Linked DNA regions of Mus musculus: regions 2, 3, 4 and 5 are each linked to region 1. Evidence: chromatin loops called from intact Hi-C (ENCODE). Cell type or tissue: left cerebral cortex. All regions are shown on one strand. Region 1 holds the start of Gadd45a (growth arrest and DNA-damage-inducible 45 alpha). Region 2 overlaps Gng12 (guanine nucleotide binding protein (G protein), gamma 12). Region 3 has its middle 16 kb from the start of A430010J10Rik. Region 4 holds the start of Serbp1 (serpine1 mRNA binding protein 1). Region 5 holds the start of A430010J10Rik (a long non-coding RNA gene).

Region 1 (5,000 bases):
ATTTTGTCCACAAGAATAAAAACTTGCCGGGTATGGTGGCGCACGCCTTTAATCCCAGCACTCGGGAGGCAGAGGCAGACGGATTTCTAAGTTCGAGGCCAGCCTGGTCTACAAAGTGAGTTCCAAGACAGTCAGGACTACACAGAGAAACCCTGTCTCGAAAAACCACCCCTCCCCCCGCAAAAAAAATCTTAAGGATAACTCACATGTACCTCTGCAAAATTTACTTCTGTAACTGTAAGCTACCCAGTGACCTCAATATTAGCACTGTTAAGAATGCAAGCATATGGGCTGCAATTTCACCACTCTCCGTGACTAGTAGGTTCAGGCAATGCTTTTGTATTTACTGAATAAGCTCATAAAACAAAGAGAGTTTTGAGCTATCCAGTAAAAGTTTGCATTAAAAATTGTTTTTACTTTGTAACTCCTGCTTGCAGTTACGAGGGTTTGCCTTCTACCTACAAGTTGCTATTATCTCAAAGGTGAAATTTGAGCACATGGCTAAAATGTACTACAGTTACAGCTTCATGATTCAGCTTCAGTAATTCAGAGTGAGCTCATAGACAGTAAAGGTGGTGTCATACTCTTCTGCCTGTGATGGGACGCTCAGGGAACATCGTGAGCACCTCGAATTTCCATGATGGCACCTCTGAATACCACAGAATTTCTCTCTTAGCTCTTACTTGATCAGAAGGAGCCTTCTTCAGGAAGGATTCTAAGAACGGTGAATTTGGCTCGTTAAACATGCGATCACCAGCTCCCCACCTTACATGGAGTAGGCAGAAATTTCACCAACTTTTTGTGGAAAAGATTCCAACTTGGTACTGTGCCACCACTACACACAAATGCGATTTTTTTTTTTTTTTTCTTCTCCCTGGAGTTTCAAATTCTCACAACCAACCAAAACCAAATCAAACCAGCCATCAGGGCACCAAAAGACTACTACTGGGAATAAGCAGGTTTACCTGAAACTTGCATATAAACACTGAAGCAAGCTTTGCCCGGCATGTCTGGACACTTAAAAATATGCTTACTAACAACAGCTAGACTGGAGTGCATTAATCCCTGGAAGTAAAATTTAAAAAGCAGCCCCTTAACACAAAGGGCACGAAACGACAATCAAAAGATGTCCACAACCAGAAAAACAATTGGCAGGCTGTTTCAGTCAGAGCTGAGGACACTTGAACCACTGCAAAGCCCTCCGCACCAGAAGGCTCCACAAACTACCTAGAGCTGGCTCAGGACCCCACCAACCGGGTTTCAGCACCACCTTCGTCCCGTGGGCTCCCTCCCGCGTAGCTCCGCCCCTTTCCGCTCAACTCTGCCTTGCTTTGGTGGAGCGAGGGTCTGGGTGTCAACGTCTGCTAATTTGCATAACCCAATGGCCTGACTGCATGCAAATGAAGCTGGACCTGGTTGGCTGAGGGCTAGCCCCATATCTCCGGAATCGGGCCCTTTGTCCTCCAGTGGCCCCGAGGCAGCAGTGCAGAGTTCCCCAGCGAGGCTAGGCGAGCAGCCGGCCGGCCGGAGCGGAGAAGGGAGGGTGGGAGCGAGCGCAGAGCCGGCGCCGCGCACTGTGGGGGCCAGGAGCAGCCCGCGCGCCGAGGGAGGGACTCGCACTTGCAATATGACTTTGGAGGAATTCTCGGCTGCAGAGCAGAAGACCGAAAGGTAAGTGTGCCTGCCGACTCGGTGGCCGCCGCCCCTCCCGCCTCGCGTCCGGGGACCCGGCTGACCCGCTCTCACCCTGCCGCCCGCAGGATGGACACGGTGGGCGATGCCCTGGAGGAAGTGCTCAGCAAGGCTCGGAGTCAGCGCACCATTACGGTCGGCGTGTACGAGGCTGCCAAGCTGCTCAACGTGTAAGTGGCCCGCGTTCCCCGCTCGCCCACCCACCCGCCTCTACCCCGCGCCCCCCTGAGCGTATGCAACTCACCGCTGCCCCGCTGCCCGCAGAGACCCCGATAACGTGGTACTGTGCCTGCTGGCTGCTGACGAAGACGACGACCGGGATGTGGCTCTGCAGATCCATTTCACCCTCATCCGTGCGTTCTGCTGCGAGAACGACATCAACATCCTGCGGGTCAGCAACCCGGGTCGGCTAGCTGAGCTGCTGCTACTGGAGAACGACGCGGGCCCGGCGGAGAGCGGGGGCGCCGCGCAGACCCCGGACCTGCACTGTGTGCTGGTGACGGTAAGAGACCCGGGGCTGCAGCCCAGAATCTGCTGGGGTGGACCTTGTCCGAGCTGAACGCTGATCTCGCGGGGGTTGTGATAGGGTACGGAGCGTGTCTAAGCTCGTGGGTGGCCTCCAGCGGCGGAAGATATCCCTGTGAGTCAGCAAGCTGCCCAGCTGCTACCTCTGCTTACCTCTGCACAACCTCGCGTGGCTAATTCTTTGAGCAGAACAGATTAGATAAAGCCAAATAAATTCCCGGTTTACCCTTCGTTAAGAAGTTAGCTTCATTCTTCATTTGCTGTCAAAGCTAAAGGTAGAAGTGGTGTAGGAGACAGACCTTATTAATTCCCTGGATATAGATAGATACTCTGAAGTGTACCGAGTGGAATTCTTTTCTTTGCTGCTCTTGAGTTTGTTTAAACGAGCTCCCTCCTCCCCACCGCTTAAAAATGTGTGGTGGGTTGATAGTGTTTTCAGAAAGAACCGTGCTGTCTAGGTCTTCTGGTTTTTTGTTTTTGTACTCTTTCTCTTCTGACTTGTGTAGGGAAGTGACTGCCTGGTTACTTGTTGCTGCCAGTAAAATGTGCTATTCATCGTCAGGGAAGATAAGAGTTCAGCAGCTGCCTGCCCTGCAGCCCTCACCGTGCACACAGCCTGAGAATGCTTTTCAGGAGTCTTTTACTTATGACCCACCAGGGTACATGCTTGGAAGGGAGGTCTTAAGAATGGTAACCTCATGCAGAATGGGGTAGTTAATATGCAAAACTCTGTGTAGTTCCGTGCACGTTACAGGTGTTTAGACTATGCTAGATGCTGTTTTTAACAGAATGTTCGGGGTTTGGCCCTTTCAAAAGTAGCACAATTAGTAGCAGAAGCTGATTATTTTCCGGGGAAGTAATTTTTTCAAAATCTGTTCACAGAACCCACATTCATCACAATGGAAGGATCCTGCCTTAAGTCAACTTATTTGTTTTTGCCGGGAAAGTCGCTACATGGATCAGTGGGTGCCCGTGATTAATCTCCCGGAACGGTGATGGCATCCGAATGGAAATAACTGAACCAAATTGCACTGAAGTTTTGAAATACCTTTGTAGTTACTCAAGCAGTCACTCCCCACGCTGATGCAAGGATTACAGAAACTGATGTCAAGGGGCCGAGTTCAACTGCACGAGGGCTCAGAGATGACTTTGCAGAGGGAGAGAGAGGTGAGCCTGAAGAAGGAAGCTGCGAGAAAAGAGAAATCCAAGGCAAAAGGGACAAAAACTACAAAGCACTGCAAGAAAGAAAACTGCTAATTTAGGATGGCCAGGTTACTTTCAAATAAGCCAAATATTGCTTTGTTGAAACTTTAAATGTATAGCAATAGTTTGGGTATTTTTTTTCTTTTTTTTTTTTGGTCTTTATGCCCTCAAATAAAAGGAAAGTAAAAGAGGATTAATCATATTTTCAAGCCACAGTTTAAATGTATTTTGATGAGATGTTAAATTCTCAGAAGTTTTATTATAAATCTTACTAAGTTATTTTATGATGTGAAAGGTTATTTATGATAAAGTTTTTGAAGCACATTATCTAAAATAAACTGGTATGGAATAATTGTGTCATTTCTCAACGTGTGGTTTGTGTTTTACAATATTGATTATTGGACATTCTATTGAAGCTTTGCTGTATTTTACACTAGGCAGGAAGATGGTGGGGGGGGGCGGTTGTAGAGGGTCGGGGTAAGGAAAAAGGGAATATGGCAAGATTCACCTTGCAAAGTCTAAATTACAGTGAATGACTTAAATGCTATAATTAATTGCATGCAAAACGTGGAAGCAGAGAGGAGGGTTACCAAAGCTGCTTGAAGATGAGTGAAGCTTTTACTGAGGAAAAAACATTTCATTGGAGGCATCAAAGATCACAGCCTGCAGAGAGACCTACGAGGGTGTCTCTGCCTGCCTCTGGTGTAGGCAGATAAGTGAGAGAGGGTTGGAAAGGTGGGGGTTCAGCTCAGATGCTGACAGGAGTTCTTGCATCACCATTATGTATTTGAGCTTCTTTCTGTGAACTTGCCACAGTCTGCAGAAGGAAGTGACCTGGTCAGTGTTGTAGGTAGATAACTTGGGGAGGTATGGGGTAGTAAATAGGGTGAGTGGCTGGCTATACAGTACCAGCGTAAGGGAGAACCGTGGCAAAGGGCAGGTTTTGTCAAGTTGTAGCCTCTTCCCAGAGAATTTCCCCTACTGCTGTGAGAGGTCTGATTATGTCAGGGAAGAAGTGTCAGAGGAAAAAGAAGAAGAAAAGACTTCAGTAGAAGAAGCCTTTCTACTGTCTGGTTAGAAAGCACCTGGTAATTAACTGTAGCTGGGAGGCAGAGGCAAGGGAAGCAAAGGTGTGTGCTGAAGACAAAGCCTGGCAGAGCTATAGTCTCCACTGTTTGCCCCTCTCCCTCCCCTCCTCCTCCCCCTCCCTCCCTCTCTCTTCTCCTCTCTCTCTGGAGCTCTCTCTTTCTCTATTTCCCTCCCTCCCTCCCTCCCTCCCTCCCTCCCTCCCTCCCTCCCTTCCTCTCTGGAACTCCTTGGGCCCCTACTGTTTGCCAGCCTTCTTGTGACCATCAGGGAGAGCAGAAGAAACCACAAAACCCTTAAGCTTCTGCCCATCTTGTATAGGCCTATGAGCCTTCTGCTTTTCTACTCTTAGGAATGTGGATTTCTAGGCCTTATTTAGTCTTTGCTTGAAGACAATGTGTAATCCCAAACAACTGGAATAACAACATTTACTTTTATATTAGCAGGAGATTTGAGAGCAATTCCTTTCGAGCAAGCCCTTTAGCCTTCCCACT
Region 2 (5,000 bases), 73 kb after region 1:
CACAGCCATTCACTAGAGAGCAGCAGGAGCTTCTTAAGCTGGAACAGGTCAACAACAAAAGATGCACGGCCTCAATGCCTGGCTGCTGCGTAAAGGTGATGGCTTTGGACAGCTCCAGTTTTCCGATGGAAAAGCAGGGGCAAGTGAGTTAGGGGTAACGTGGTAGAATACAGTAGTTTTAAATTTTCCTTTTTGTCTGAAAAACTCTTGTTGGAATGGAGGATGGAAGGCCGATACTTTTAAAGAGGCTCCTGCTGAACTTCGTATGTATACATGTGTGACATGAGGCCTTCCTTCCTCTTCAGCCACCCTTTCCCATGGGGATGGATCTGGTCCCAGCACAGCTGCTGACTCCTGTATGACGCAGCTCAAGTGGCCATGCCTCTTTTACTCTGCTCACAGGCCTCATCAAGTGGTCAGACCTGTAATCTCTGAGACCAAACAGATTGTAGGAGTAGTCTGCCCCTTTTAACAATTCTCTGGACCAGAGTTTTTTAGGCGGTGTATCTTGTATGGGTTTTGATCTGCCTCAGACACAGATAGCTGGACAGGGCCTGGGCAGCCCAGTTTAGACAGGAAATAGGCTCTTTCCTCCATAAAACATTATGATCTTCCTAAGTGTGTCCTTTTGAGAGACAGGCACTCTTGTTGCAGATAGAAAGGAAAACATCCAGAGAAGTCCAGCTCTCATCTGGCCTCCCAATCTCTTCCTTCCGTTCCCATGGCTCCTAGCTCTCTGACTACAGGACAAAGAGCCCGATTCTACCTGTGCACTGGATAGATAAATAATGGCCCGTGTAGCTAGAAGGCAATGATCAGTATGGCTGATGAGTCAATGAGAAAGGGAATGCGGTCCACCTCGGCTGTTTCCATGGAGACATTCCTCCACACCTTCCCCACTACTTCCTCTGACTGATTCTGGTCAGTGGAAAATGTCCTTGTATTTAGAGAGAAAGGTTCCAAAAGAAAGCTTGTGCTTTTCTTGAGAGGGTAGCGTCAGGGGTCCCAAGACACTGAAGGAATGCTGAGATCTGAGAGACATTTGAGAGCTGTTTGCTGAAAGCAAGCATGCTACGAGGAGCAAGTGGCTACAGAAACAAGCCTGGTGCGCTGATCCAAGAGTCTGATGAGGTTTTTACTCCAACTTCCCTTAGACTACCTAATATGGCAGCATAGTAGAAAGAAAACCAGTGAGTCTGGAGAATGATAAGCTGAGCCCTGCTCCCTCCTCAGGCCACGGCAGCACCAAGCCCCGGCCTTGGTGATCTGGGCAATGACTCTTAATGAACCCTCCCCAGGCATTGGGCTGGTATCAGGAGTGTGGAGCATGCTCACACCCGGCTGGAAAGTGCTTTGTGCATGTGACAGTAGACACAGATGGTGCAATACAGAGGGCTAGACTGTTACTACGGCAACCTCCAGCCATGGCTTTCTGAGGCTACACAGACTATTCAGGACACTACTATGCAAGAAGAAACAAGTCCAGGAAATATCTATGTCAGAAATTAAATAAAATAAAATGAGCCAAGATTCTCCCAAGGATGCTGTTCCCTGATGTTCTACTTGAAAGACATGCAATTTCTAGCAAAAACTGAAGAGTGGAGACTACCACAGGGAATGGCATTTGTGGCCCAGAATTCTAAAGGCAGCAGGCAGAAGTACAATTTTGGGTGGAAGGGGTAGTAGACCTGTATGGTTTCTTCTTGTCTGCATTGATGAATTATAGGTCCTTAACTATGCTGGTCATAAACATTTACCAAGTATTTACTGCATATAAAATACAATGTAGCAAACTTTTTTTTAAAGAGATGTTCTTGTTTTAAAAAAAACTCTTTTTATTTATTTATTTGTTTGTTTGTTTATTTGTTTATTTATTTATTATATGTAAGTACACTTTAGCTGTCTTCAGACACTCCAGAAGAGGGCGCCAGATCTCCTTATAGATGGTTGTGAGCCACCATGTGGTTGCTGGGATTTGAACTCTGGACCTTCAGAAGAGCAGTTGGGTGCTCTTACCCACTAAGCCATCTCACCAGCCCGGCAAACTTTTTAAAAAAGTACTTTGGAATTAACTGCGGATTTCTGTTCTGAACCATTCCTTCCTGACCCTGCCAAGACCACCCTGTGCCTGGGTTTCCTAATCTTAAAATGATGATAGTGATAGAACATATATTTGAGTTGTTAGGAACATTGCAGTTTAAGTCTTAGAATCACAGTTGACTTGCAGGAAGTATAGGACCTATTACAATCTTTCTATGCCTCTGTTTCATTATCTGTAAAATGAACATGATAATTATATCCACATCAAAGGGATGTTTTGTGAGCACTAGGCAGAAAAAATTCATGTGCAGCAATCAGCATATTACCTTCTAAATATTAAGTTTACAATAAGTACTAGTAGGTTTTATTCATAGATTTTAAAAGAAATCAGACACCCAGACACAAACAATAGCTCATGCAAAAAAAAAAAAAAAAAAAAAAAAAAATCCTGTCCTTGAATGGTTTTACCAAAGACATTAACCTTCCTTCACTCCGAGTTCCAATTATCTACAAAATACTGCTGGGTGCTAATTATGCTCCAGAGTGACCCCCCCCCCCCCAAGTATCTGTGATATCTATTCTGACACTTTAGATTGCCCTTTGTCCTCTGTTGGGATGGCACCACATTACTATCTGAGGGGCTATTTGAAAAGCTGGCTTTGTGAAACAAGAACAAGGCAAGAAGAAGCCTTTGGACCCTGGCACTTGGCAGGTAATAGAACAGCTCTGTTTTACCGCATGTGGCTCCAGGAGAAACCCATATTACTGCTGAACTGTGTACAGTTCCTGTTATCACCTGGCAAAGACCTGACCACAGGACTTACATTTGCTGCCAAGAGACCTGTGAGGTTCCCCTGTATTAGCACAAGTAGAATCTTGGACTCTAAATCACATTTATCTGGAAAGTCCACATATGCAAATGCTTGAAGAAACTCCCTGCCTCTCTTCAAGGCAAGCCAGCCACCTCATCCAGAGACAACCAGCTTCTAAAGAGAATTACACAGGCTTGCACACTGTGCAAAAAAAACTTTCTCTATTAGTTGACCATTGATGACACCTAGTGGCTGGTCAAGAGGCCAGCATGTGGCTCCTTCTCTCATTCAAGACGCAGAGAAATGTAACAACATGCCTAAAGTGAAAAACAACTGCAGGAAATGTAGAAAACTTAGATCTCCTGGCAGTAAGCAAGCGCATGCATTCGCAGTGTTATAAAATAGCATGCTAGCTTGCGTGTACCAAGGACTTGTTCATTAAATGGCTTGCCTGGTAAGCTTGAGAACCTGAGATGCCCCCAGCAACCACACATAAATAACTGTGTTCTGTGATACACAGTTGTAATCCTAAAGCTGGGAGATGGAGACAGACAGGCTGACCCCTGAGGCTCACTGGACAGCCAGGTTAGCTTAGTTGGCAAGTTCCAGGCCAGTCATCTGAGAATTATCACTCAACGCTGTACTGTGGCCTCCACACCCAAACCCACTTGCACATTTACCCATACATAGAGATGACTCTGCTGCCAGACACTACCAGGAGCCTGCTGTACACTTGCTTACCATGGAAAAGGCCTACATTGGAGAGTGGCTATCATTAGTCTTGCTTTAAAATTGACAGAATGTGGTTTGAGGTAATAAACCTTGTGCCTTTTTAGGTTATTGGGCTAGATACTAACATACTTTTAATGATTTTCCCCTATTTTTTCCAAAGCGTGTGTTTACTACTGATTGTTCATTTTGTGTGAGGCCTTCACATTACATTAGCTCATACAATCCTAGGAGTCAGAAGGCAGCTTTCAAATGAGGTATTTATGAGAAGGGTTGGAAGAGAGAAAGAATATTCTAATCTTACCCAGGATTTGTGTATATTTGATTTAGCTTCATAGCAGAGGGGAAAAATATACTAGAGTCCTAAGACTCTCATGATAGGAAATGGAAAAATGAACCTCCAAGTGGTTCGAAGATAAGGTGCTGTCTGGGGGAATGCAGCCAGCGCTCAGTGCTTAAGAATACTTCTTTGGAGAAACTCTGGAACCTGAAAAGCCAGACAACATGGCCTCTTGGTTTTATTAATGATTTCAAATGAGTAAAACACTCAACCAACTCACCTGACTACATCAGAGATTAGGCAACTCTCCACTATGCTACCTTCACACCATCTCCCTCATCTACATACACAGCACGTGCTTTCCTTGGTAGGACAAGCAGGAAAACTCTACAGTAATGCCATAAATAAAAAAGCACAGGGTCCAGTCAGGACCAGCAGCCACTGCCCCTTCCTTTATCTGGACAGGAGAGTGGACAAGACCGAAGAGGAAGTTTCTGGTTGCTTTGGAGGCTAAGTTGTGTCACCTGCTGCTTTTCTGGAAGCTGTCTTGTGAGAGGATGTTTTGCTGAGGCAGACACAGGAGAGGCTGTTTTGTTGAGAACACACATGTGGTGTTTTTCTGGAAGCTGTCTTGTGAGAGGGCATGTGGTGTTCTGCTGGAGCAGATGTTTGAGAGGGTGCCTGCTGCTTAGAAAGAATATAAATACAACCCTACCGAGAGAGGATGCTCTCGCACTGGTTCTCTGCAGTGCTTCGCTGGTCTTTGCTGCTGCTCTTGCATTAGTATGCCTTGCACTTTGCTGGTCTCTGCTGATCTTTGTGTGTTGTGACTTTGCAGAGAGAAACACACCACAGAACTTCTCATGGTATTCCGGCTGGTTCTTGCCGCTTCCATGGACTCATGCCGATGGTCAGAGCCTCTCCGTCTCTTCTGGATTGAGCCACTGCTACTGATTTGTGTTTAGTGTTTTGGACGGGACTGATGATATCCTGACAACGAAGATTAGAATTGCCCCAAGGAACTACTTCTAAACAGGTCCACAAATGCTGTTTCCCATTAGCCTTTCTTTTTCCCTACCTCTTTCTGGTTTGTGGGCTGGAAGAGAAGTTGAAATGTTTAAGAACCTTTACAAAAGTAG
Region 3 (5,000 bases), 110 kb before region 1:
AGACTGGGCACACTCTATTATTCTTCCATTGTACAACTTACACACTTTCCCTTTCATTCCTGTCTCATTTTCTCCCTTTCCTTAACCTGCTATACTCTATACCTCCCACACATAACCTTCCACAGCTTTAAATAAAACCTGTAAAATCTGTGGACCCTAAAAGTATCCCACCTTCTCCTTCTCCACTTCTTTTCCCCTCTATGTCTTTCTCAAGGTTGCTCTAACGCTAGTTCCTATCCTTAGAACACCATAGCCCCCTCTCTCTCCTAATGTAAGTGACTAGTATATGCCGCAGTGTCTTTGCTTCTCCTCCAACACTTGTTGAGGTTGGTAGTGCCACTCTGGTTGACTAACTAGTACGGCATTTGCATGGAGGGCATATTCAGAAGCTATGACTGGTCTTGCAGTTAATAGTCTACACTGGGAATAATACAGAGGCAGAAGCAGGCACCCTGAGCTCTGGGACTAAGGTTCTAAGTACTCCGCACCTTCTTTCTCTTTAGAAAACAAAGAGGAAAACAGATAAACAAATTAGAATAAAACAAAATAAACAAAAAGAGAGAAAACAGAAAAGCACAGGAAACACACACACAAACACAAACATACCCATAAAAACACAAAATTGGAAGCCAGCATCAACAGTGTGAACTCATCTACAAATCCCTCTGGGTCTTAGAGGCATAAGAATCTTTAGACAGAGTTGGTGTTGGCACACTGTTGGTAAAGTGCAAAGAAAATCAGCCCTACCCACCTCTAACTCCTCAGCCTCAGGAAATGTGCACTTAGTAAATGTGAAGCCAGCAAACTTACAGGCCAGACCCGAAGTTTGACTTTGATGTTATCTTGAAGGGTACAAAGCTCAACTGGGGTCAATGACTAGTGTTGTGATACCATACCGCAGGAGGGTTGTGCAGCACGTCCCAGGGCCCCTTTATGCTGCAGCCCCTCACAGCAGGAACAAAGGTAGATGCTAGAAGCATGGTCATCCCATTCACCCAGACTTGCTTTCAAATGTGTGTAGGAAGACCCAGGTTCTGCTTAAAGACTCACTGTTCCTAGAAGGTTGCATGCTGGCATCACCAAGTTTCTATACTGTGAGGGGTGACACACTGTGGTGGCTCATCATGGGGACGCTCCCCAGAAAGAGGTGCTGTTGTAAATGCTACCTGTGAGACCAGGAGAAACCAATTCAGGGACACACATAACCTCATGGGTCTATTGAAAGAATCTTTCTCAAGAAATGAGAATCTCTCCAGGAATCTCCTGCCGGGAGAGGAAATTGCTGAAGTCTTGGGAGTCAGCCAAAGGAGAACCTCGGCTCCTAGAGAAAGATTGACAACTTGTGAAAAAAACTTTGCTTGAAAGGACTTGAAACAGAGACAAGGGTGGACAAAGGACTACATCTTACCTGACTATTTCTGACTATTTACATCACTTGCTTCTTCTTTTTTTTTTTTTTTTTGGTTTTTCGAGACAGGGTTTCTCTATATAGCTCTGGCTGTCCTGGAACTCACTTTGTAGACCAGACTGGCCTCGAACTCAGAAATCCACCTGCCTCTGCCTCCCGAGTGTTGGGATTAAAGGCGTGTGCCACCATGCCTGGCTATCACTTGCTTCTTGTTTAAACTTCACCTCTCTGTCAAGATCCCTGAATGTGGACCTCGAGCATTGCTAGAATTGTTTGACTCTTCTTAATGTGACCACATTGAGTAAATCTTATTTTTCTGTCTTCTCTATTAAAAATAAAAATAACCCATAATTTTACAGAATTTGATTATATCTGGAGATGTTCACAGTAGTAGAGTACTTGTCTAACACACTTGAGGTTCTGGGTTAGATCACCAGCAAAATACACCGACCCACCCACCCACCCATCCACCTACTCTCCCACACACCACCACCACCACCACCACATCAACAACAACAACAACAACAAAAAGCCATTCTATTTTTAGCTGACCTATGACCAAATCACCACACATCACAAAGTGCAAATGTAAAATATCATCTTGTATCAGTTTAAAAGTGTTCAGAATTTCTCAGTTATATGAATATAATCTGGCTTTGGCTTATACCGTGTTAAAATTTTTTCTCTTTGTGGTTATTGATCATCCATCTCTCTCCAAGAAACGGGATTTATTTGGTTTATTCAAGGGTTAAATTTTTCCTTAAAGAAACAAGTTTCTATATGGGTAGCGGAGGCAGGTGTTATGTACCTTAGCAGGTGAAGGCCATGGTAACACCCAGGTGATACCAGATGGTGGCGCCAGAGAAGCTGGGAACAGAAGTGTGGGTCAGCGTGGGAGGATCTTGCAATCCCTTGTTACCAAATACAAAACTTTCTGCATTCTTCAAGTGTCAGATACTTGTAAAGTGATGTGTCATGAGGTTTCACTAGCTGGCTACCATCAGCAAAGACAAGTGTTGTCAATTAGAATGAATTAGAAAGACATACCCCCACACACAGACACACAGACATACACACTCACAGTTACTGAGGCACCTAGCACTTGCCACTATCACTGTCTCCGTCTGCAGGGCTCCTTGCTGTTCATATTTTTGTATTTATGGTAAACATTATGGACAGCTCGTGCCAGCCAAGGCAGAATCTAACTGTTTCCACACGTGTCAGACAGCAGCTTCCTAGCATGACCTGCCAGCGCTTCAGGTGACAGATGTGTCTCAACCTCTCAACCTCTTATCTCTGGCCATGAGCAGAATGACTTACTCATGCTACCAGTCTTGACACCATGTATCTTACTAACATATAAACGTATCTTCTTGGTTTCATATATGGAAAAGTTAGAAAACATCACATTCCTTGACCCTTGGAAACAGCGTATCATACAGTCAGTCAGTAGAGGATAATAATACAGATATAAGCAGTGAGGCCAGAATTGAACCCAGATGGCTGTGTGTGGATTCCCATGTCTTTGACCCTGGCTGCCTGTGAGAGTCTAAAGAAGTTAGAAAAAAAAAATCCAAGAAATTGTCATAGTCAAAGACACCTGACTTAAGATGATTAAATGCAACGCGATATCCTGTGTTCCCACAGAGGTGCAGTATTTGTTTAGCATATAAGAGGTCCTGGATTCAAAACCCCAGGGAGGAAATAAAAAGTGCAAGACCAATATTTAACACAGAGAGTGTGGCAGAGAGTATGCACCCAACCACTACCCTCCATATTTGCAGAAGGCATCCAATCTGGGTTCCAGGCAAAGCACCAGGGCAAAGGGGGTCTCATCTGTCTGTGACCTTGGATATGGCACTGAAAGCTGTTTAGCTGGATCTCTCATCTCCTCTGAAGACTTTACCTTCAGTCCCTAAGCCTGTCTGCCCAGAAAGACTGTGAGATGCAGTCCTCAGGCACTCTGGTTTGTAGACTTACTGACTTGACAACAAGCCATCGCCATACACGTCAGGCCACCTAGTGCTTTAGTCAGAGAAGAAACGATGTTGAGTGATAAGAGCACCTTTCTTGTAAACATATATTTTTTTAAATTTCCTTAAAGAAAATGGCAAGAAGGGGGAAGTGTCAGCTGGGCTATGGAGCTCATTAGTCCCGGTGCTAGACGGTTAGAGGAAATTCACCACAGCCCAAGTCCCTGGGGCATCCAGTCCAGCTTGACCACTGGAGGGAAAGTCCCCTTGTCAGTATCCCAGTCATGAACTTCCAGCTTGCCAAAGCAAAACCACACATGGTGCAAACACAATGCTCGGGGAGTAATCCAGCCCTTCCTGAAGACAGCAACCTGCAGAAAACACTCCTCACACTTCCAGGGCCAGGGATCACTCTGTACTGCTGAGCCAGGGCCCAGCCTGGGGAGCCACAGCAAGGGTGTGGCCTCACCGATACCTTTTCCTTCCCTCCCTCCTGTCCTCATACTACTGTTATCAGGGTTACCTGTGCTTGAACACTTCCGGGCTTATTCTCTTCTGCTCCACTCTGCAGGGAGGAGCCCCAATCTTAGGAAGTTTACCTGGCTAGCTGTGGTCACACTGTGGGTAAGTAGCCATGTCAGGACTCTACCCCATGACCTGACTCCAAGGCCATTCATAGTTTTCCACACCAAGTGTCTCTCTCATCCCGAGATCCTCCACCCTGTCCCCTGGCCACCTGTGGTTTCCTGCCTCAGCCAGATGAAGCTGTGCAGCTACTGCGTTTTTTCCCCGGGAACCTTCAGCAGTCCCTGCTCTTCACTGTTGAGTCACAGCTTCTTCGTGCCATGTCCTCCGCTGGAACAGTCATAGGAAAGTGTCTGGAAACTCCCCTGGGTCTTATCAGCAAAGAAATTCGGTGAAGGTAATTCCTTTGCTTTCTCAGACTTCACCTTGCCCCGAGAGAATAAGGAAGGCTGGAAGGCGCGAGTGTGAAAATGAGCTCTTGGAGTTAGAGGAAGCTTTCCATGATAACACAGGGATATGGCAGTCCCTGTAAACACTCTAGTGACAGCTGGTCTTCAAGGGCCTGACGACAAGAGGCACTATGTCTAGTGCTCCCCTCCTTGTCTGGTCCTTGTCCCCCACAACATCAGCCCAAAGCAACAGCTAGCACCAATCAAATGCCTATTGTACTAGAGCTAAGAGTCAGAGGTCAAGAGCGTTAGTATGAACTCAAAAAATGTTACTCTCTGAGCCTCAGGCTTTTTTCTATCTGCCACTTGTCAGAACTGATGAAACTGTTGAGAGATTAAATAAAGCCACATACAGTGTCTGATCCATCATGAGCACTCAAATAATCATAGCTACTAGCATTGTTAAGTGTAAGACAACCATTTTGCCTTCATGAGTCCAGGCTGGAGACACTTACTGAGCACTGAGTTTGCCTTAGGAGCTAGCTATTCATGTCTCTGGGAAAGGTAGAAAGACCGAGATAATACTTGCTTGAAGGGAGCTCACAGGGCACAGGCCTAGTGTCAAATTATTACGAAATTATGAAGAAAATGTATGTAGATAGGTACACCAACAACAGAGAGACAGTAGGAGGGTAGTCTAAACCC
Region 4 (5,000 bases), 230 kb before region 1:
AAACAAAATCAGCTGAGAAATTGTTTTTGTAAAATATTTAAACATGTGACTAATTCTAAGAAAATGGAACACCATCAGGATATATTCATTTGTTCAGATATCTTTAACTATAGTCATACAGTAAAGGTGAAATTCCTTAATATTTAAGCTCAGTCTCTGTAAATTCTCAGGGCAAGCCTTAAATGTAGCCCTTATGCCGTGGCATTTACATAAATTTCATCAGAGGTATAGTGTATTGGGGTGGAGCTATAGAACCAGCTCAGAACTTGTAATGATAACCAAGCTAAACACACCCAAGGAACAATGGCTTGCTTCCCCACCCAATATTCAGTATGAGGCCTACATAATCAGAAAAAAACTTACTAAACTCATCAAGTGGTTGGGAGTGTAGCTCAGTGAGAGCTACTTTCACTTAGTTTGCAAAATGCTGGGTTCGGCCACTTTTACCACAAAATATAAATTCATCTACTGAAAAAAAATTTTTTAAAAAGCATACAAGGTTCTTTTACTGTACTTACCAGATACATGAGTTTCTTAACTGCACTAATATCCAGAGTTGCTTTTCTTTTTTTGCTAAACACAAAAAACCTGGTCTACTTTTAATGACATTTTGCCAATTCAAGTTCTTCAAATAGACAAATGCATCAAAATTTATGTAGAAAAACATTACATTCCAGCATTGTGTTCCCGAGACACAGGACACACCATAGGTTAACAATTGTTTCCACTCTTACAGATAGGTACTTTGTTTACAAGTCTACCAACCACCACCACACAGCACTAACTGGAAGTTTTATTCAAAATTTCCCCATATGTATATATAACCTTATTTAAAATCAACTCTGGTTTTAAAGAGTGATCTAAGGGTTTGAGATGTGTAATGCAAAATTTTCCCCAGCAAGGACAAGGTTCTAAGTTCAATACCCAGTACAACCCATGGAAGACTTGGACGTAACTAAAAAAAAGGTTGACTACTATTGTGAAAAAGTTTTCTGAAGTAAATGACAAACGTAATCCTGGCTATAAATAAAAATGTCCTCCATTGATGACTTATGCTAGTTTACAGGCAAGATCATAAATTGGCTTTGTGATGAAAATTGAATAATTTAAAATCATGCTTCATGTTTTGACCATTTTTTGAGTTCATCTATGTGATGTGTTTTATTTACTCAACTTATTCATGTACTTCTGTGAATTACAGTCATAAAGGAGGTAAATTTTAGTAGTTTAAATAACACTATCTAGTGTCCCTAACACAGAAATTAAATGTCTTATTCAACTATGTAATGTCAAGAAGCTTAATCCGCTCAGTACTTCTGCCCAAGTGATGTTTTCTAACACTCCAGACTATGCTTCCAAATATATTAATAGAACTCTTCCCTTTTATAAATCTACTAGGAACTGGATGTTTTACTCTAAGCCTTCATTGAAAGACACCACCACCCCCAAAAAACTTCAAACCTAACACAATCTAATGAGAAACAATTCCTTTCATGAGCACGTGGCATTGAGAGGCACTTTAACATAATACCAATTTTAAAGATTCACAGGTTATTCTATATGTACTCGCTATTGATTTTTCACTTTTTTAGCCCCTAATTGCTTTGCCTTTTCATCCACAATAAGCCAGTAATGGAGAAGAATGCTAAAATCAAAACAACTATGAAACTTCTAGTGCCCTTGAAGAGACCATTAGCCGCCAATGAAGACCCGACCACGCTTTACGCACGTGCGGAGGAAAAGCTGCAGCCTGAGTTCTGCTGCCGGGACATGACAGGCTGGGCACTCATTTCGCCCACGAGGCCCAGAACAAGCAAAGCCCTATGACCTGGGGGCTCCAGGGAGTTAGTTGGAAGAAGAGATGGAGACATGAGATGGGTTCCACTAATGACCAGTTTTTTATTCGGAACTCCCTCTAAAATGAGTGGGGCTAAATTCTTCTCCTCTCCAACACTTTAGTTCTCGCCAGTAAGTTACAGGAACTTCTTCTAACGTAAGAGCGAAAGGGCACAACACAAAACACACACGTGGGACCCAAACAGCAACTCCTCCCTCCCTCCACTCTAACAGGGACCCCCAAACGGAGACGCAGCCCAAGTGGAAACTCTGAGCCCGGGCCTTTCCTTGAGGGTCCGCGCCATTGTGGGACAAGATGGCAGGGCAGGAGCCCACAGCAGGCAGCGGCAGCCAGGAGCCCGCCGGGCAGGAAGCAATGCCCGCGCTGCTTCCCGAGCGCCTAGAGCCAGGAGGCTAGCGCCCGGCAGGAATCGGCGGGAACGCCCGGGCCGCCCTCTCGGAGCACGCTCCGTCCGCCCGAGGCGGGAAGGAAGGCTCCCGCCGAGCCTGCGAGCGAGCAAGCGACCGAGAGAGCGGCGTGGACTTGGGACCAGCCACGTTCCCCGCACCGTGAAGGGGCTCCGAGGGCTCTGCGGCCCCGCCGCCTGCACGAGCAAGCGGCGGCGCACGCCCCCGTCCTGCCCGCCAGCCCGGGCTCCCCACCGCCTCGCCCGGCTTTACCTTCTTTCTTAAGCGCCACCGGCGGCTGCGTCTCCTCCTTTTTGTCGGCCACGCCGACGCTGGGGGGCAGCGGGTTCTTGCGGTCTTTCTGGGACTCTTTACGCAACTGTTTGCCCGCCGCGTTGGAGTTGGTCTGGGCCGCGGCCTGAGCCGCGCTCTTGGCCCCGGGGCCCCCAACGCCGCCCCCGCCGGCTTCTTTTTTCTTGTTCTCTGCTGCCTTCAGTACCTCGAAAGGGTCCGATTCGTCGTCAAATAGCTGGTCGAATCGGTTGGTGACCACGCAGCCGAAGCCTTCCTGTAGGTGCCCAGGCATGATGGTGGCTCGGCGGCGCGTTCCTCCACGGATTGCAGCGGACCGCGCCGAGCCAAAAGCGCCTGCTTCAGCTCTTCCCACAAGATGGCCGGGCCGAGAGAGGGGGGCCGCCTTCTCTTCCGGCGCCAAGCACACATCCGGGAGCGGCCTGCGCCGCACGGCACCATGGGGCCTGTAGGCCACAACTGATTAGCCCGGGATGGCTGTCTACTCCTGAACTTCAACTCCCAGCGTGCACTGCGCAGCAACTCTTCGCGCGCGCCTGAGAGGCGGGATCTCAAGGAAAGTGTGCAGCGTGCTCGCTGAAGGTGGGGAAGCGAGTACGGGGCGGAGTTCTGCCACCTGCTCTTGTCACCCTTAAACTCTCGGTCTTTAGATACCTCTGAGAACAGGAAAACGTGAGGGCGTCTTCTGCTCACGAAAGTGTTCTCTGTCTTTGGTTTCACTCATTCTGTCTCCGGCCAGGACTTTCCCCACCTTTCTGGGAGGGTCAAGGTGACTCCCAGACCTAGTAACTGGAGCCTCAAAAACTTCCGGGGGGTGGGGGGTGCCACAGTAGCCTCCGGTAGGTTGCGACCGCACGGCTGCTCGTCCCTGACTGTTGGATTTCTAGAGCTGTCCCTCCACCCTTCGTAACGAATCAAGGCAATTCGGTTTAATGTGGAACGGAGTTCCAGGGTTGAATCTGCGTGGCAGAAGGAATCCAAAAGAGGAGTTGAACTAATTGGGTTGCGCGCCTTTTCCGGTCATTGCAACCATGCTTTAAGAGCTGTTAAGTCCTGACTGCACAACTGCACGCTCGGCCATCCTCTAAAACAGTGTTTGTGGAAACGCTTTCTAGAATCAACGCGATAAATTGATCTGTCGGTATCTGGTCAGCGGTGTTAGTAAAATGTGCTCCAGAGCCTGGGGTGGTGGCGCATGCCTTTAATCTGAACACTTAGGAGGCAGAGTTCAAGGCTAACCAGGTCTACAGAGCAAGTTCCAGGACCGCAGGGATTTCATAAGAAAAAACCCTGTCTCCAGCTCCCCAAATGTGCTCAAGAGGAAATGTTTTATAGTACATTGGGTATTATGTGTGAAGGGAGGAAACTAATTTCGTAATTATATGCTAACTCTGACATTAGTTGGGAACCTTAAATCCCACTAAGACAATCCAGTGCCAATACACACTATAATTTTAAATCTTTTCCATTGATACATTATGTAATAGAAAACATACCTCAGGCAGCAGGTGCTACGAATGTTTCATCCTCACATCCTTTTAGATAAATAACTATCCCTTTCTCACAGGGATGAAACTGTCAGAATTGATAAAACTTACTAAGGTCACACTTAAGTGCTAGTGGCAATCTTCTAGCTGCACTATGAGACTGTTGACATCAATTCTGTAAACCAAGTTCTGTCCTGATAGAAATTACAACAAGTGCTGAAATTCCAATAACTAATCAAGTTTAAACAACCCTTTGAATCCGTCTCCTGGATCAACAGAATGAAAGGCAAAATGGGATTCCCATAGTAGTTTTCTGATCTCTACACTCATACTGTGGTACATTCACACTCAAACACACATAAATAAATAACAGATAAAAGTGTTTTTTTTTAATGTCTAAAGAATGTCTGCTACTATCAGTAAGAACATTTATAGGATAATCCTCACAGTAAGAGCAGAGGAGACTCTCCAGCTCTTACTCAAATCAAGGCTCCACAGCATTTCATGACCCACATTACATTCTTGTACGTATACTCATGCAACATGACAGTTTTTATGTATAGCAAGCACGCTTCTCTTGAGAATATTCTATCAGTAAATGTGGAAACTATCCAAGTACCTTGACTAAATACACAGCTGATGTGTCTGATACTGGCCTACTAGGAAACCTCAAAAGCGCTTGCTCCTTTGATGCTGGTACTCAGTTTTCAGCCATGTTCAAATCTTGCTCTCACACATTTCTCTGTGCGTACATGTGGCCACACACGTGAAGGCAGAGGCTGATGCTAGGAGTTCTCCTCATTCACTTCCTCACGTTACTTTTTTGAGATAAGATCCCCCACTGAACCTAGAGCTCACTGGTTGGCACGAGCGGCTGGCTAGCAAACTCCAGAAGTTCTCTGTAGTCCTCCATTTCAGTGCTAGAGTAACAGATGCACACATTTTTATCTGGGTGCT
Region 5 (5,000 bases), 120 kb before region 1:
CTCTCTCCCTCCCTCTTCCCCCTTAATGTGATTTTTTTTTTTTTTGAAGATAGTGGTTATAGACTATAGCTCCAGATCCTACTAGAAAAGATACTCAACTAACCCCCTGCTCTGCAGGAACTCCTGGCCGTGCCCAAGATGGCTCTGTTTCCCTTTGAACACTGTGCAAAATACAGACAGCAAGGGTGAACTTGAAGATCCAATTATCAAAAAAAAAAAAAAAAAAAAAAAAAATCATGTTCCGACTTGGCCTTGCCATCTCACTAGGGCAGAGTGTTCATTTTTAAAATAATGATAAAATTAAACAACAACAAACAAACAAATAAACAAAAAAACCAACAAAATGCAACATACAATAGAGCCCACTTTGGAACCAGAAGGATGAATGTGGGAATTTGCTAGGAAAACAAGAAGGGACCCAGTCAGGACTAAGTAATGGATTACCTCTGTGAGAGTCTCATCTCCAGCTTCTTTGTCCACTCATTTATTATCTCAGCAAACACAAGCAGGCCTTATCCTGGTCTGGGGAGTGTGACTCGTGTCCAAGAAGTGCACATTCTAGTGAGCAGACATATCTGTGAGAAAGTTGTGCACAGGGCGCATGTTTTCTCCTGGGTCCTAGCTTCTTACCAGCGTCCAGATATTGTCTGAGCTTAAGGCACAGAATGAGAAATCCCCTGGCTAAAGGCATTTCCTTCCCACTTTCATTTTAAGATTCCACTCTTAAAGAAATCTACTGGAAGACTGGGTGCGGTGGTGTACAACTATAACCCTAACACTCAGAAAGCTGATGCAGGAGGATTAGAATTCTGGGCTAGACTCAGCTACCTAGAGAGACCCCCTCTATACCCCCAACCCCAAAGAAAGTGAGCTATTATTGATGAGCATACTACTTATTTTTTTCTTGTTACTTACAGGAGGGAGGGCTTATAACTTGGCTCACAGCCAGGAAGACATGGTGGCAGGAGCCTGAGGCAGCTGGCTCACCATGTCTGGATTCAGGAAGCAGAGAGTACGGGAACTTGGCTCAGTTACTCCTTTTTACTCAGTCTAGGGTCCCAGTCCCTGGAATGGTGCTGCCCACGTGTAGGGTGAGTCCTTTCACACCTAATGCCTGATCTCCAAACTTATTGTAAATCTTCTCATGTTGACAGTTAAGACCAACCATCACAATGAGCAAGGGGGAAAAAAAAAGAAAGTTGTGAACCAGAAAAACCTGCCCACTCCCTTTTCTGTAAAAGCTGGGGATACTCCCATGACATTACCTGAGACTCCTGTGTGGCACTTGAAAACCTGAAGGTTTTACTTTTACTTTTTTCTATTATCTTGTATCGCCTTGTGATGTATTTTCAATGCCCTGTTCCTTATCTGCCTTAGCAAATTCAAGCACTGTTGTCTGCACCCATGTTGGAGAGGAGATTATTGTCTCCCTTTTTGAAATAAAACTATAAGAAAAGACCATCTTTGCTGGGCTTTGCGCTCATAAATAGGTCAGCTAACTAGGAGAATCGTAAAGCCCTTCTCTTTTAAGTGGACTTCAGTTACCTTTGCAGGCAGTTGGGTCAGGAGGGAGGCCAGCTGCTGTAACAGTGTTTCCAGCACCATGCTCCCCCAACACGGGGCTTTGTGGGAGTCTATGGGCTTTCTCCAATACCATTTAGCATGACCCTACTGTGACCCTGCAGAGGCCAGGTTAGTGTTGCCACTCTTATGCTACAGATAAAGGGGAAATATTCTGGGAAGTAAAATGACAAGCTCAAGTGGCAGAAGTTAGTTTCCAACAGGGTCTAATGGCACGGACATGCTAATTACTTAACAATGGCAGAAGATGAGACAATGGTTCTTGCTAATCCACATATGACATAGCATGAACATTGGGGTAGGGGAAGGGAGAAGAGTCTAATTCTCTCTTTCCTCCTTTCTTTTCTGTTCTCTTTCCCTCTCTTCCTCCTTCCTTCTAGTCCATTTGAAAAAGAGACGAGAAGGGAAGAAGAATTTATCAGATTAATAAGCAGATAATCACAAATTAGCAGTCAAGTGTTATGGAAGTTGAAATGATGCCGCAGATTTGAAGCAGTGTGTCAGAAACATAATAACCAAGGCTGATCTATAGACAAATGTTTAAAAACAAAACAAAACAAAATCAAGACGTTTCTTAAATTACAAGTTAGGACGGGGGATAAAGTGTAGCGGTTGTCTACTATACACAAAGCCCTAGATTTCATCAGCCCCAACAGCCCCGCCCACACCGACACAGAGATCAGACAATTGCTCACATTTATTGCCGGCAGAGACGATTTAGACATTTGCCACATGGGGGCGCTTGATACCATCAGGTCATGAAGGAGAGCTTCCTGCTAGACCAAGTTGCTGAATGGCTCCTCCTCACCCTATTCACTCTATGTCACAACAAGGGCTCAGAGGAATACACAGCTCCACCCCGGAAGACCTAAAAGTACAGCAAACAACGTAGTGAACCCCTTGTGTCAGCTGTCCAGCTTCAACAAGCACCAGCCGCACTGGGTCACCTTTCCTCTTAATGTCTCACTGCTATATTCCCTCTTCTCATTATTGCAGTTAATCTCAGACGTAGACACATGAAGGTCAATGTTTTGGTATGTTTATGACAGTTTGAGAGAAAAAAAAAATGATTACTAGTCAGTCCCGCCACTGTTAAGACGCCCGACTGAATGGGGTGGATAAGCAAGAACATTTTGTAAAGGACTATGATTTCATGCATTGTTATTCTGCCCTCCAAGAAGATACGAATATCGTTATTTAGTTCAAAGGTGAGCGTTGGGGAAGAGTATCTGTGCCGAAGATGGGCTGGGGACTCAGCATCACGTCACACCAAGGATGTGTTTTCCGTGTTCTAGTAGAGTGCTTTCTGCTACCTATACCTAACAGCACTCTGCCATGGCTGGAAGCTACCAAGACCTTCCAATGTCTGCCCTTTTCTTCCTGTGTCCCATGTACTCACCCAATTTCCCAGGCACTAGGTTAATCCCTTCAGATTACTCCCTTCTCAGATGGAGGAAGAGTTTCCATACTCAGGATTCCTGGGGAGAATTAAGCTCCTTATTTAAAAGGTTGTTTTCTCCCATTGCAAGCCATTAGAAAATGTTATCCAGCAACCTTGACGAACTTGTAAATCAACTGATAATAGGTGGGTTGTTGTGACAGTGTACATCATAGTCCTGGCATCCAGGAAGCAATGGCAGAAGGATCTCAAGTTTGAGGTCAGCCTATACAGTGACCTAAATAGCGAGACTTGTTTTGTTTTGTGTGTGGAGGGATGGCTCAGTGGTTAGGGGCACTTGCTGCTTTTACAGAGACCTGAGTTGAATTCCCAGCATCTGTGTGGGGCAGCTCATAACTTCTAGTAACTCCAGCTCTAGGGAATCTAACACCTTCTACCCTCTGCAGCCAACAACACACATGTAGCACATGTAAATAAGAAATATCTTTACGTGTATATACATATATATATATGTGCATATATATATATATATGGTATATGTATATGGTATATGTATGTATATATAGTGGTTGGGATAAGTTTTTGTTTAAAAACTAGGCAATTGTATTTAAATGTGTTCTTAAGTAGATGACTTTGAGTTTGTCTGTGACAATAAGGGATTAAATGAATCCTTGGTGACTTGGGGGAAATGGTTTAACATTATGAGAGAAGGAAATTGGCCAGCCATGAAAACTTAAAAGCATGATAGACTTCAAGGACTGGCCTTATATCAGTCTTCTGGTGAGAAGGACACTTGGCCAGCAGACCTGAATGATGAAGTCCTTTGGCAAGGCAATCCCTGTAACGGTTGAGAACTCCATTGACAACTAAGCTGGGGAACACATTTCATTTAACACTTGTTCACCAAGTCTCCTTTGAATAATTTGGCTTTGTAGGAATGGACTTTTCAACAGGGCGAGAACACGTTGGTCTGGCCAGTATGAACTTTTAGCAGTGTCGAAGCTGATTCTCTCACCACAAACAAATCAGCTGGCTTTCGGGTCATACCTTGGCTTCTGTGTTCCCTTGCCCTGGAGGAGATATTGGTCTCTCTTAGAGGATTCGCTTTCTCCCTGACAGCTTTTGTCCAGTCTGTCATCCAATGAACACACAACCTGTGCTCTTGGTTTGTCTGGTTGCCTGAGGGACGAGTTTTAGGCAGAGAAAACCAACAGAGACATATCTACTCTTGAGAATGAGAACAGAATGCAGAGGTCCTGAGATCTCAGAGAGATTTAGTCTCTGGACACGATGCTCCTAGGCCACTGCACAGGAAACTGAAGATCTCCATGCCTTAAAGGAAGAGTTGGGATTCTTGTACTCCCACCAACGCGCCCCCCCCCCTCAAACCAGTTGGTTCAATTTGGCTAGCGAGCTATCTTATTCTCACTGACAGGAGACCAGGCAGTTCTCAGAAGAACTGTGTCATGTTACCTCCTTCTGTTACATCTTTTAGTGGCTCTTACCTACAGTATCAAGTTCCCTTAACAGAAAAACTGAAAAGCTGATTGCTTCTCCAGCTCAAACATTAGACCTCTGTGTGGCTACAAGGCACACTACTATTGAAGGTGTAAAACGAAAATTGCCACACTGTTTGGGCTTGATGACATACATCTGTAATCTCGACACTTCAGAGTAGAGGCAGGAGGATCAGAAGTTTAAATACAAAAAGAAGAGACCAGGGAACCTGATAGATCCCTGGAAACTTCTAGGTAAAGAGTTGTTTGAGCAAGGCCAATAAGGAAATCTAGGAACAGGTGAGGCAGAGGTAGCCAGAGTCGCTCTCCACAGAGAGCCTGGTTTACCTGCTAGGTGAAAGTCATTGGTTTGATGTGTATCACAATGTTTGAGCACTTGGTCCCCAGCAGGTCCCCAGCAGGTTCTGGGAAGTTCTGGGACAAATTAATATGGGGCCTAACCATTGAACATAGGCGCTTGACAATTATAGTCTGCCCTGCTTCTGGTTTTTTGGTTTTTTTTT

The links. Hi-C counts contacts between places; a loop is a spot of excess contacts. Peaks named below come from ENCODE experiments on the same cell type or tissue, not always from the same donor. Only the 100,000 strongest peaks of a DNase experiment are listed, where the experiment ranks them.
Region 2: a loop joins it to region 1, with 4 times the contacts of the local background. A loop is called at or near these places in 22 of 42 quality-filtered maps.
Region 3: a loop joins it to region 1, with 2.9 times the contacts of the local background. A loop is called at or near these places in 29 of 42 quality-filtered maps.
Region 4: it touches region 1 in a loop (5-fold over the local background); 5 of 42 quality-filtered maps call a loop at or near these places.
Region 5: it touches region 1 in a loop (5-fold over the local background); 24 of 42 quality-filtered maps call a loop at or near these places.

The regions. Positions count from the first base shown.
Region 1 is chr6:67,033,872-67,038,871 of GRCm38, reverse strand. It overlaps Gadd45a (growth arrest and DNA-damage-inducible 45 alpha), which reads left to right and starts at 1,465. Exons shown (of 4, transcript NM_007836.1): 1 at 1,465-1,671; 2 at 1,761-1,862; 3 at 1,957-2,194; 4 at 3,100-3,776. The coding sequence starts at 1,628. The coding sequence ends at 3,213. E230016M11Rik (RIKEN cDNA E230016M11 gene) reads right to left here and starts at 2,273. Exons shown (of 7, transcript NR_040278.1): 1 at 1,937-2,273. In left cerebral cortex, CTCF peaks have their summits at 1,482 and 2,330; DNase peaks (open chromatin) are centred at 801, 1,387 and 2,279; H3K4me3 peaks cover 2,614 bases; H3K27ac peaks cover 1,225 bases.
Region 2 is chr6:66,960,767-66,965,766 of GRCm38, reverse strand. The region is part of intron 3 of Gng12 (guanine nucleotide binding protein (G protein), gamma 12); the gene reads right to left. Among named protein-coding and RNA genes, the nearest start is that of 4930597O21Rik, 39 kb to the right of the region's middle. In left cerebral cortex, CTCF peaks have their summits at 1,917 (motif pointing right) and 3,106 (motif pointing left); DNase peaks (open chromatin) are centred at 907, 1,367, 3,082 and 4,483.
Region 3 is chr6:67,139,691-67,144,690 of GRCm38, reverse strand. No RefSeq gene overlaps it. Among named protein-coding and RNA genes, the nearest start is that of A430010J10Rik, 16 kb to the left of the region's middle. In left cerebral cortex, a CTCF peak has its summit at 2,255 (motif pointing right); a DNase peak (open chromatin) is centred at 2,267.
Region 4 is chr6:67,264,927-67,269,926 of GRCm38, reverse strand. It overlaps Serbp1 (serpine1 mRNA binding protein 1), which reads right to left and starts at 2,948. Exons shown (of 8, transcript NM_001113565.1): 1 at 2,518-2,948. The coding sequence starts at 2,830. In left cerebral cortex, no CTCF peak of the experiment used is centred here; DNase peaks (open chromatin) are centred at 1,908 and 3,028; H3K4me3 peaks cover 3,568 bases; H3K27ac peaks cover 1,391 bases.
Region 5 is chr6:67,156,281-67,161,280 of GRCm38, reverse strand. A430010J10Rik (a long non-coding RNA gene) reads right to left here and starts at 3,480. Exons shown (of 3, transcript XR_001785271.1): 1 at 2,981-3,480; 2 at 445-2,449. In left cerebral cortex, a CTCF peak has its summit at 2,309 (motif pointing right); a DNase peak (open chromatin) is centred at 2,310.